2 separate regions of the Homo sapiens genome follow, and region 1 is linked to region 2. The links are chromatin contacts, found by Hi-C or POLR2A ChIA-PET in ENCODE. All regions are on one chromosome and are shown on one strand. The core of a region is the stretch at or near the end of the contact, and the rest is flanking DNA. Distances in the headings are between cores, read along the strand shown. Region 1 overlaps LOC105376352 (a long non-coding RNA gene). Region 2 holds the start of PFKP (phosphofructokinase, platelet).

The links. Hi-C counts contacts between places; a loop is a spot of excess contacts on that map. ChIA-PET counts read pairs that join two places held with the same protein, here RNA polymerase II (POLR2A). Pooled maps may share reads with other maps.
Region 1: a pooled map shows a loop between it and region 2 (2.8-fold over the local background). The contact joins the enhancer-like site here to the promoter of PFKP in region 2. A Hi-C loop is called at or near these places in 1 of 37 single-sample maps with no recorded cell type and 2 of 50 pooled maps. POLR2A ChIA-PET finds 5 or more read pairs at or near these places in 3 of 52 experiments (H1 and activated CD4-positive, alpha-beta T cell).

What each region holds. Positions count from the first base shown.
Region 1 is chr10:2,977,121-2,981,379 of GRCh38, reverse strand. All of the region lies in intron 2 of LOC105376352 (a long non-coding RNA gene), which reads left to right. Among named protein-coding and RNA genes, the nearest start is that of PFKP-DT, 88 kb to the left of the region's middle. Within about 2 kb of position 1,971, at least 2 of the 41 ENCODE cell types and tissues checked have a DNase peak (open chromatin) inside an H3K27ac peak, as active enhancers do.
Region 2 is chr10:3,066,298-3,070,997 of GRCh38, reverse strand. It overlaps PFKP (phosphofructokinase, platelet), which reads right to left and starts at 3,450. Exons shown (of 22, transcript NM_002627.5): 1 at 3,291-3,450. The coding sequence starts at 3,402. It overlaps LOC124902536 (wiskott-Aldrich syndrome protein family member 1-like), which reads right to left and starts at 4,428. Exons shown (of 1, transcript XM_047426132.1): 1 at 3,650-4,428. The coding sequence starts at 4,295. The coding sequence ends at 3,858. It overlaps PFKP-DT (PFKP divergent transcript), which reads left to right and starts at 4,065. Exons shown (of 4, transcript NR_160681.1): 1 at 4,065-4,245. RefSeq lists silencers at 1,732-1,931, 2,018-2,198, 2,612-2,791, 3,212-3,611, 3,622-3,721 and an enhancer at 2,342-2,411.

The DNA of each region.
Region 1 (4,259 bases), core at 722-3,221, 88 kb after region 2:
CAGGATTCAATTATGTTTCTCAGTTTGATCGAATGCTGCTGAGTCATTTTCTTTCTTTTTTTTTTTTTTTTTGCTTTGTCACCCAGACAGTGGGGTGACCACGACTCACCACAAACCTTGACCACCCAGGCTCAAGCAAATCTCCCCGTCTAGCCTCCTGAGTAGCCGGGGCAACAGTTGCATGCTATCACGCCTGGCTAGTTTTTTATTTTTTGTTTTTTGTACAGATGAGGTCTCACTATGTGGCCCAGGCTGGTGTTGAAATCCTGGGCTCAAGAAATCCTCCCACCTCAGCCTCCCAAGTGCTGGGATTACAGGCATGAGCCCCCATGCCCAGCCTCTGAATCATTTTCTTTAGGTTAGCAAACTATTCGGCCAGATCTTTTAAATACATGAATGCTTTATTGTTTTGTTTTCCTTTAACTCATTCTGTTCTCCACACTCATTTAAGGAGACAAGTCTGTTCATTTCTCCACCAGATACATTTTACTGTAGGATTTGGGAGTGACAAAGCCGCGAGTCATTTAAACAGCGGGGTTGCATGGCTCAGAAGAGTTGACTACTCACATAAGTCAGTGTATTGGCGGAGGAGGAAAAATACTCCTTTAAATACGAGTAATAAAACAATATTAAAAGTAGACCAGGCTGGACGCAGTGGCTCATGTCTGTAATCCCAGCACTTTGGGAGGCTGAGATGGGTAGATCACAAGGTCAGGAGTTTGAGACTAGCCTGACCAACATGGTGAAACCCCACGTCTACTAAAAATACAAAAATAGCCAGGCACGATGGCACGTGCCTGTAATCGCAGCTACTCAGGAGGCTGAGGCAGGAGAATCGCTTGAACCCAGGAGGCGGAGGTTGCAGTAAGCTGAGATCGCGCCATTGTACTGCAGCCTGGGTGACAGAGCAAGACTCCATCTCAGAAAAAAAAAAAAAAAAAAGTAGACCAAGGTTCCCCTCAAGCAACTGCTTTCATTCAAGTATGTTTTTCTTTCTCCTCGGAATGCTCCCTTAGTCACTCACTGGCTGTGCGAATCTGGGCAAACTGATTTTTCTGTCTGTGCCTCAGGTTCCTCTCTGTGACACAGGGAACGTGATCATGCCAACAACATCCTTTGCTGTGAACATCAAACAAACAAACACATGTGATGAAGTTACAACAGCCCCTAGCCCATAGGAGGAACTCAGATGTAAGTATTATTGTTTCAGTGTTCCCTTTGAAGATAAAAGACAAGCCCCAATACTCTGCAAGTTGTCTTGCTCTGTGCTGGACTTTCCACAAACCAGAGGATGTCAGAACAGTTTCCAGAATTTTCCATGCTAAAAAAGAATCATATGAAATTGTGGCAGGCCAGGTCTCACTAATGCAGGCCTCCGTAACAACAGTTTCAGTAGGCCTTTCCTGGGCCTTAAAGCATGACAAAATAATGAAGGAATTCTTAACAGGGCCCATTTAGGATTAAACAAGTTTTATTGGGGCCTGAAGGAACTGCCCAAACCTCCATGATTTAGCAGGAGACAAGATAAGGGTAATCACCCCGGAACCTGGACCATTTGGTGAAGTAAACTTACTGAGGCTCGAGAGGAAGGTCTTCAGGACTCAGATATTAGTTATAGACTAGAAGAAGTTTATCATCTGTGTCTTTAGATGAATGCTTAGAAGGTAGATAAGCTCTGGAAAACTTTGTAATTTTGAGTTTGTCTGGCAATAATTTCCAGGTCTTCTCCCTGTAACCGGTGGCAGAAAATAAAATCTCTCTTCCTCCCCAGTTCATCTGCATCTCATTATTGGGCTGAGAGAAATAGCCGCCTGCCCCTCAGTTTGGTCTGAGAACAAAACATCTGAAGCATGCGATTATTTTCGCAACACTTGTCTTCCGTTTCTGCCATAGCCTGTTAAAGGAGTTCTGCAATGTGTGGGGCCAAACTGCAGCTCAGAGAGTCTCCAGTCAAGAAGGAAGCTGGCCAGGAACTACTGGACGCTTGGAAATGTCCAGCCTGTCCCCAATTCCTGTTCCCCTGGGCAGCTGCCCCCGCCTTGCTGAGGGCTTGAGTCTCCTTTCTCCGACAGTAACATTTACCAATGCTAACATGTTTGTTTTCTCCTCTTTGGAGAAATGTTTGTGATAAATATGCAATATTGATTGCAGAGGTACTGATTGTGATGGCTTATTTAATATGTATTGTTCTGGAATGTAGATCAACTTCTATATTGAAAGGCAGAAATGTCTGAAGTGGTTTAATATTTACCCTGCTTTGCTGCTTTCAGATTGAATGCTTACATTTTTGGTTTCTTTTTCTTTTTTGAGGCAGAGTCTCGCTCTGTTGCCCAGGCTGGAGGGCAGTGGCGCCATCTTGGTTCACTGCAACCTCCACCTCCCAGGTTCAAGTGATTCTCGTGTCTCAGCCTTCTGAGCAGCTGGGACCACAGGTGGGCGCCACCACACCCGGCTCATGTTTGTATTTTTAGTAGAGACGGGGTTTCGCCATGTTGACCAGGCTGGTCTCCAACTCCTGGGCCTCAATCAACCCACCTGCCTCGGCCTCTCAAAGTGCTGAGATTACAGGAGTCAGCCACCACACCCAGCCCTGAACTTTTACTTTTAATTATTCCAGAGACAGTAACAATCAAGATATACCAATTGTGGCTCAAAGTGAGAAGTGAGAATTCTAGCTAAAATTGTAAGAAAAAAAAAAACCAAACTGTAACAACCAACCTACCAGATAAAGAAGAGAGCCAGGATTTTTAATTTTAAAATTTCTCAGAAATGTTATAGAAATGTATCATTGTATTAAATGCAAGCTGTATTGATCAGATTTGTGAAAATTCAGTTTTCTTTCCTAGTTTTCTTACAGCCCTGGGATTTAAATGACTTTTCCAGAAAAAAAAAACCAAACCAGAATAATCCATAATTTGTAAGGAGAAAATCAAGACTGGATAATTATTTTACTTTTGAAATTTTTTTCTTGATTATAGTTTAAAAGGTAGATTGGAGTCTGCAGGTACCATAAGACTGAATTTACAAGGATTTGTTCATTGTTTTCAGAGAATGAAATCTGTATTCAGCATTTCAGACACTAGAGGGAAGCGTTTGACTGACTTAAGGCTCCTCCAGTTCAAGAGGAGAGAGAGAGGGAGAGAGAAACTCAAATGCTCCTCTGCGATAATGTCCATTTTTTTGTTGTTGTTTTCCCTGATTTTCTCTCCCTTTTTTCTTTCCCTCCCTCCTTCCTCACTTCCTTCTTTTATTTTGTCTTTCTGTTTTCTTATAAAGGCAATCTTCTTAAGAGCTCAAATGAACATTCATATTTTATGCATTTAGAGAACAAAGAGGCCATGAGGTGTGTTCTCACTGTAATGGACACCAATCACGGTGTGAAATCACGGCACCTGGTTTTGGTCCTTAAACACCATTTGAAACCTTTGTTAGGTCAGTGGATATTAATTTCTGGGGCTATGTTTCCTCTCCATTTTTCCTGGGTTCTTTATTCCACCTGGAAGACGTTTCCCTCTGAAGTTGCTGGAGAGCAGAAGCAGGCCTGAAGCTCATCCTTCTAGGGAGCCTGCTGAGACTGTGACCGAAGTGTGAGTTCGTCACGGTCCTCACAGTCTTCATGGTCCTCACAGTCCTCCCTGGCTGCAGTGCGGTAACCGCACCCTGGCCCTTGGTGGACCAGGCAAAGAGGCGCCCTAGTCGACAGGGAGGAAGGCTATGGGCTCCTGCACTTTTTTTCTTTTCTTTTCTTTCTTCTTTCTTTCTTTCTTTCTTTCTTTCTTTCTTTCTTTCTTTCTTTCTTTCTTTCTTTCTTTCTTTCTTTCTTTCTTTCTTTTTCTTTTTTTTTTAAGACAGGATCTCACTCTGTTTCCCAGTCTGGAGTGCAGTGGTGCAATCATGGATCACTGCAGCCTTGACCTCCTGGGCTCAAGCAATCCTCCTGTCTCAGCCTCCCGAGTAGCTAGGACTATAGGCAAACATTACCATCTGTAGATAATTTTTAAAATTGTTTTTTGTAGAGACAGGGTCTTCATATGTTGCCCAGCTTGGTCTCGAGCTCCTGGCCTCAAGGGACCCTCCCACCCCAGCCTCCCAAAGCATGGGTATCATAGACATGAACCATCAAGCCCAGCCTCCAGCACTTTTTAAAAACTTTAAAATAGAATTAATAACAGTGGTTACTTTATGGGGTTTTGAGGATCCTATGATCATGGCATCTGGCATACAGGAAGTACTCAACGTTTATTACTTATTCTTGTTTT
Region 2 (4,700 bases), core at 2,201-4,700:
AGGAGGATCACTACAGGAGGCCAGGAGTTCAAGGCCAGTCTCGGCAGCATAGTGAGATCCTGTCTCTACAAAAATAATAATAATAATAATAATAATAATTAGCTGGTCATGATGGTGCATTCCTGTCTTCCCAGCTACTCAGAAGGTTGAGGCAGGAGGATCACTTGAGCCCAGGAGTTTGAGGCTGCAGTGAGCTATGATGGCACCACTACACTCTGGCCTGGGTGACACAGCCAGACATAAGTACTCTTCGTGGTCTACGGGAGAGTACAATATTTGGAATTAAGATCTGTTTTGCTCCTATCACAATCACGTATGCACCTCATGCCCTTACCTAACTTACTTTTCTTTCTGAGTCTTTCTCCCCACTTCCAAAATGAGGACACGCCTCTCTTGGGATCATGTATTTAGGCTTGGAGATAAGAAGTGTAAAGCTCTTAGAATACAAAATGTTTTCAACAAATGGTAGCTATGATCATCTTAATATACGGAATTTTACCATAATTTCACATCTGACAGAAAATTCCCCTGAAATTAATACGTGAATGTGAATATGTTCTCTCATCTCTAGCTACAAGCAATAGTCTTCTATGTCAGGGAAAATCAAGTACTAACATAGAATCAGAATAAAATGGTAAAAGAATGGGGACACTGAGATATTCTCGAGGAATAACCTACTTACTGTAAGGGTTTGTAAATCTGTGGCAGCTAAGACCAGGCCCTCTGAGTACATCTGGAGGTGAACTTCCTTAAAAGAAATGCGTCCAAATGCTCCAACAGGTTCAAGATCGTATCACCGAAGGGTAAAGCTCTTTACAGAGTCTACAAAAAAATTGTGACTTCAGCTCTGCCAGGGAAAGAGTGCCCAGGCGACCCGCCATGGCGGGCTTCCCCAGGGACAGCCCAGGTGTGACCCATGTGGGCTCGAGGCCACCATATTTGATGCCACCTGCAGAGCTGAGGGCAGCTGTCTCCTATTAACCCGAGGTTGCAGCAACCAAGCCGCGTTCCCCACATAATATTGGTTTCCAAAGTATCATTTTCCCCAGAAAAGAAGAGGCGTGGACTTACTAACCTTCAATATGTCTAACTCCTCCCAGGTGGCAAAACCAGGGTAACAGAGAACACCGCGATTCTGCCAATGTATCCTAATCTCACATGCCTGTACACAAACTCCCGCGCATTTTAGCAAGCTTTTGGACATGGAGCTCAAAGGAATGACCCATAAATATTTTCCAATACATGCAGTATCTTAATTTTTTTTCTTTCTTTTTTTTTGTAGACACAGAGTCTCACTATGTTGCCCAGGATGCTCTGGAACTCCTCGGCTCAAGCGAGCCTCCTGCCTCGGCCTCCCAAAGCACTGGGATGACAAGCATGAGCCACCGTACAAGGCCCACAGCACCTAAATTCCAAAATAACCTTGAAACCCTGACTTTCCACCCGCCCTGGTGGCTTCCAGAGATCAGTTCCTCTTCCTGTGCCAAAGGTTTCTTGTCTTTCGCGGCCCAGGTAAGGTCACTCAAGGTGCTCCCTCTGCTTCTGAAGGCCTTTGACTGAGAAGCCACTCTGGGTCCTATCCCGACCCCAAGGCGGCTCCATTCGTACCCGCACATCTCCGGGCCGGTTTAAGTCACGCGGGCCAGGCTATTTCCACTTCACTCTCCTGTTTCTTCAATCCCATCCTCTGCTGCATCACGTTTTCTTTCTCTGAGAACCCAGCCCTGCAGGAAGAACGTTGATGCTGGGGTCCTTTTACTGGAATGCTAACGCCAGAGCACTTCCCGGGGGCGCTGCAGGGCGGGCTGCGGGGCGGGGCCTGGCGCTGCCACCCGGGTCTCCCGCGGGGGGCGCTGGGCCTGGGGAGGCTGCGCTGCGGGCCTGGGGAGCGCGCGGCGCACGGGTGTCGGGGCCGGGGCTCGTGGAGACGACGGGCCGGGCATCACGTAGGCGCTCGTGGCGGGCGGGGCGGCGCCCACAGCGCCTCAACCTGCGGCACCCGCGCCCGCCCCGCGCGCTCAAGGGCGAAGGGAAGGTCACCCGCGCAGTGGGCAGGGGGTGCATCCCCGCTCCAACCCTGTGCAGTGCGCGGCCCCGAAACGGGAGGAAATCCGCCATCCGGGCCTTTCCACGCATCTGCGGCAGGAGGAACCGGGAAAACAAAAATCAAAACCCAGCTCGGGGCGCGCCGCGTCTCCAGCCTGCGCGATCGCTAAGGCTCCCAGGTTGCGTTCGCCTGGGAAGCGCCGATCTACCCGCCAGGGATTGCACGGATCGGGACACTCCATCATCCGGGCACCGGCGCCCCCACGTGCACCCGGGGCCTGGGGCGCGCCGAGTCTCCGCCACCTTCCGCTCTTCAATGTTAAATATCCTCCCGGCGCGCCCGCGTCCGTGGGCCCAGCCTCGGGCCCCTCCTAGAGAGCAGCTTCCACATTGCAGGGCAGGGAAGCCCGGAGCCCGCGCCGCGGCGCCGCTGACATCCCGGAGTCCCCGCTTCCTGATCCTTCCCGTCTGCGGAGGCTGGCGGGGAGGGCCTGGGACCCATTTTGGTTTTCGTTTTTGTCACGAGCCGGAAGGCGACAGCACATGCGAGCGCAGGAAACCCTTTTTAAAAATCTCCCAGCGGAAACGCGAGGGGCTGCCGGACCGCCCTGGAGACGCCAGGCGGGAACCCCGCGCACCCCCGCCGCGTCCCGCATTGCAGCAGCCAGGACCCCGCCCACGCCGCGCAGGGCACGAGGCGACAGGAGGCGCGCGGGGACCCAGCCGTTTCTTCCTCGACATTCTAGGGGGTGGCGTGCGGCGGAGTTGGGGGGCGGGGGGGCACTTAGGAAGTGATCGCGCTGTACCCACGCTTCGGAGGGGACGCCCGGCCCCGTCCTACAGCTCAGAGGCAGAACGACCCCCGAGGGCGCTTCAGGCGACTCCCTCTGCCAGGTTCCATTTAAAACAAAACCGAAGGTGGAAAACTCACTGATCTTCCGGATGGAGGTTCCTACCGCCATGTCCCTTCCTCCCCCGCCCCACCGGGCAAGGACCCCGGGGCTGCCTCGCCGGCTCATGCCGCCCCGCAGGTACCCCTGCCGCTTCCGGGCGCGGGCTTCTTCCCGGTTCTCCCCATCGCTTCCCCGCTCTTCTCCCCGGTTCTCCCCATCGCTTCGCCACCTTTCCCCGGGTCCCCCCCATCGCTTCCCCCCTCTTCTCTCCGGTCACCCCATCGCCTTCGCCCGGTTCTCCCCAGCTCCGTCCGTCCGTCCCTCCCTCGCCGCCGGGAGGGGGGCGCGCACCTTGAGCATCCCCGCCGCTGGTCAGCACGCCGATGGCCTTGCCGGCCCCGGAGAGGTGCTCCAGGAACTTCCGCAAGGAGCCCTTGGGGGCCCGGGAGTCGTCCGCGTCCATGGCGAGGAGGCCGAGGGGAGCCGCACGTCCGGGTGCGCAGCAGGCAATGGGGACCCTGCCCGCGCGCGCCTGACTCGGAACCGCCGCCCCGCCCGCGCCCCCGCCCGGCCCCAGCGCCAATGGGCGGTGACGGGCGGGGCCCGAGCGTATGGGAGGGGCTGCGGGGGAGGGGGCGCGGGCGCGGCTAGGGGCAGGGGCCGGGGCTGGGGCGGGTGTGGGCAGGAGCATCTACGCGGGGGTCGTCGTAGGTGGGGGCCGCGCTAGCGGTGCGGGAGGCGGCAGAGGCAGGGGTAGCGCCACAGGTGGGCGGGTCCCTGCTAGTGGGGCCGCATCGCAGGTGCGCGAGCCTCGCGGGTGGGCTGGAGGACTCTGGTTGGGGGCTCTAGAGATGACGGGAGCGCCACAGGTGGGGCAGGGGCAGCGTCCGGAGGAGGGGAGACCGCAGGGGGCCGGGGTCACATCGTTTGCGGGGCGCGCCAGGGCGGGGCGGGATAGAACGCCGGGAGCATCTCCCGGGGGGGCGAGGGAGACCGTGAGTGGGCGCGAGCGCCGGGGCGGGTGGAAACCCCGCAGTTGCGGGGAGCGCCGATGGCGGGGAGGGGTGGAATGGGGGCGCGGAGACCCCACCTGGACGCGGAGGCTCGCGGCAGGCCCGGCCGCTCGGGCCGTTGTGGGGGCCGAGCCCGGCCGCGCGCACAGCTTCTAGTGGCCCGCAAGATTCCTCCTGGGGCGGCGCTGGGAGCCTCGGGGCTCGGCTTCCTCGACCCCCGCCCCCAGGTTTCCTCTGCAGCCTGAGGTCGGGAAGGACGGACGGAGAGTGGATCCTCCAGGTGGTGGGAAAAGGTGAGCGTGGCGGGCTGGGCCATGACGAAGCTGCCATTTCCCGGGCCCATGGGGGCTGTGGTGCTCCTGGGCCCCCAGCCCCGCCCTTGGGGGGAAGAAGCCGTGGGGTGGAGGAAGGTATCGGGGCGCGACCCTCAGAGACGCCCTGGCGGCGCCCCGGCCTGGGCGCTGGAAAGTCAGAGTGGGGCAGGAGGAGGCGCAACAGGACTGGCCTGGCGGGGAGGCGGGGAGGCGGGAGGACCCTCCCTCCCCACGGACACGCGCGCTGCTGTACGCTCTGCCTGACCTCGGCCGGCTCCACTGGCCAGCTCCACGTACTGAAATACTCACATCCAATGCACTGTGCGGTTGCCCATCCACAGCTTAACAGCCTGGTGCCAGTTACCCTGCGATGGGAGAGGGGGCAGCCCCCATAGAAGCACGGGCTTATGGGACCCGGGTTCCTTCAGTGCTCA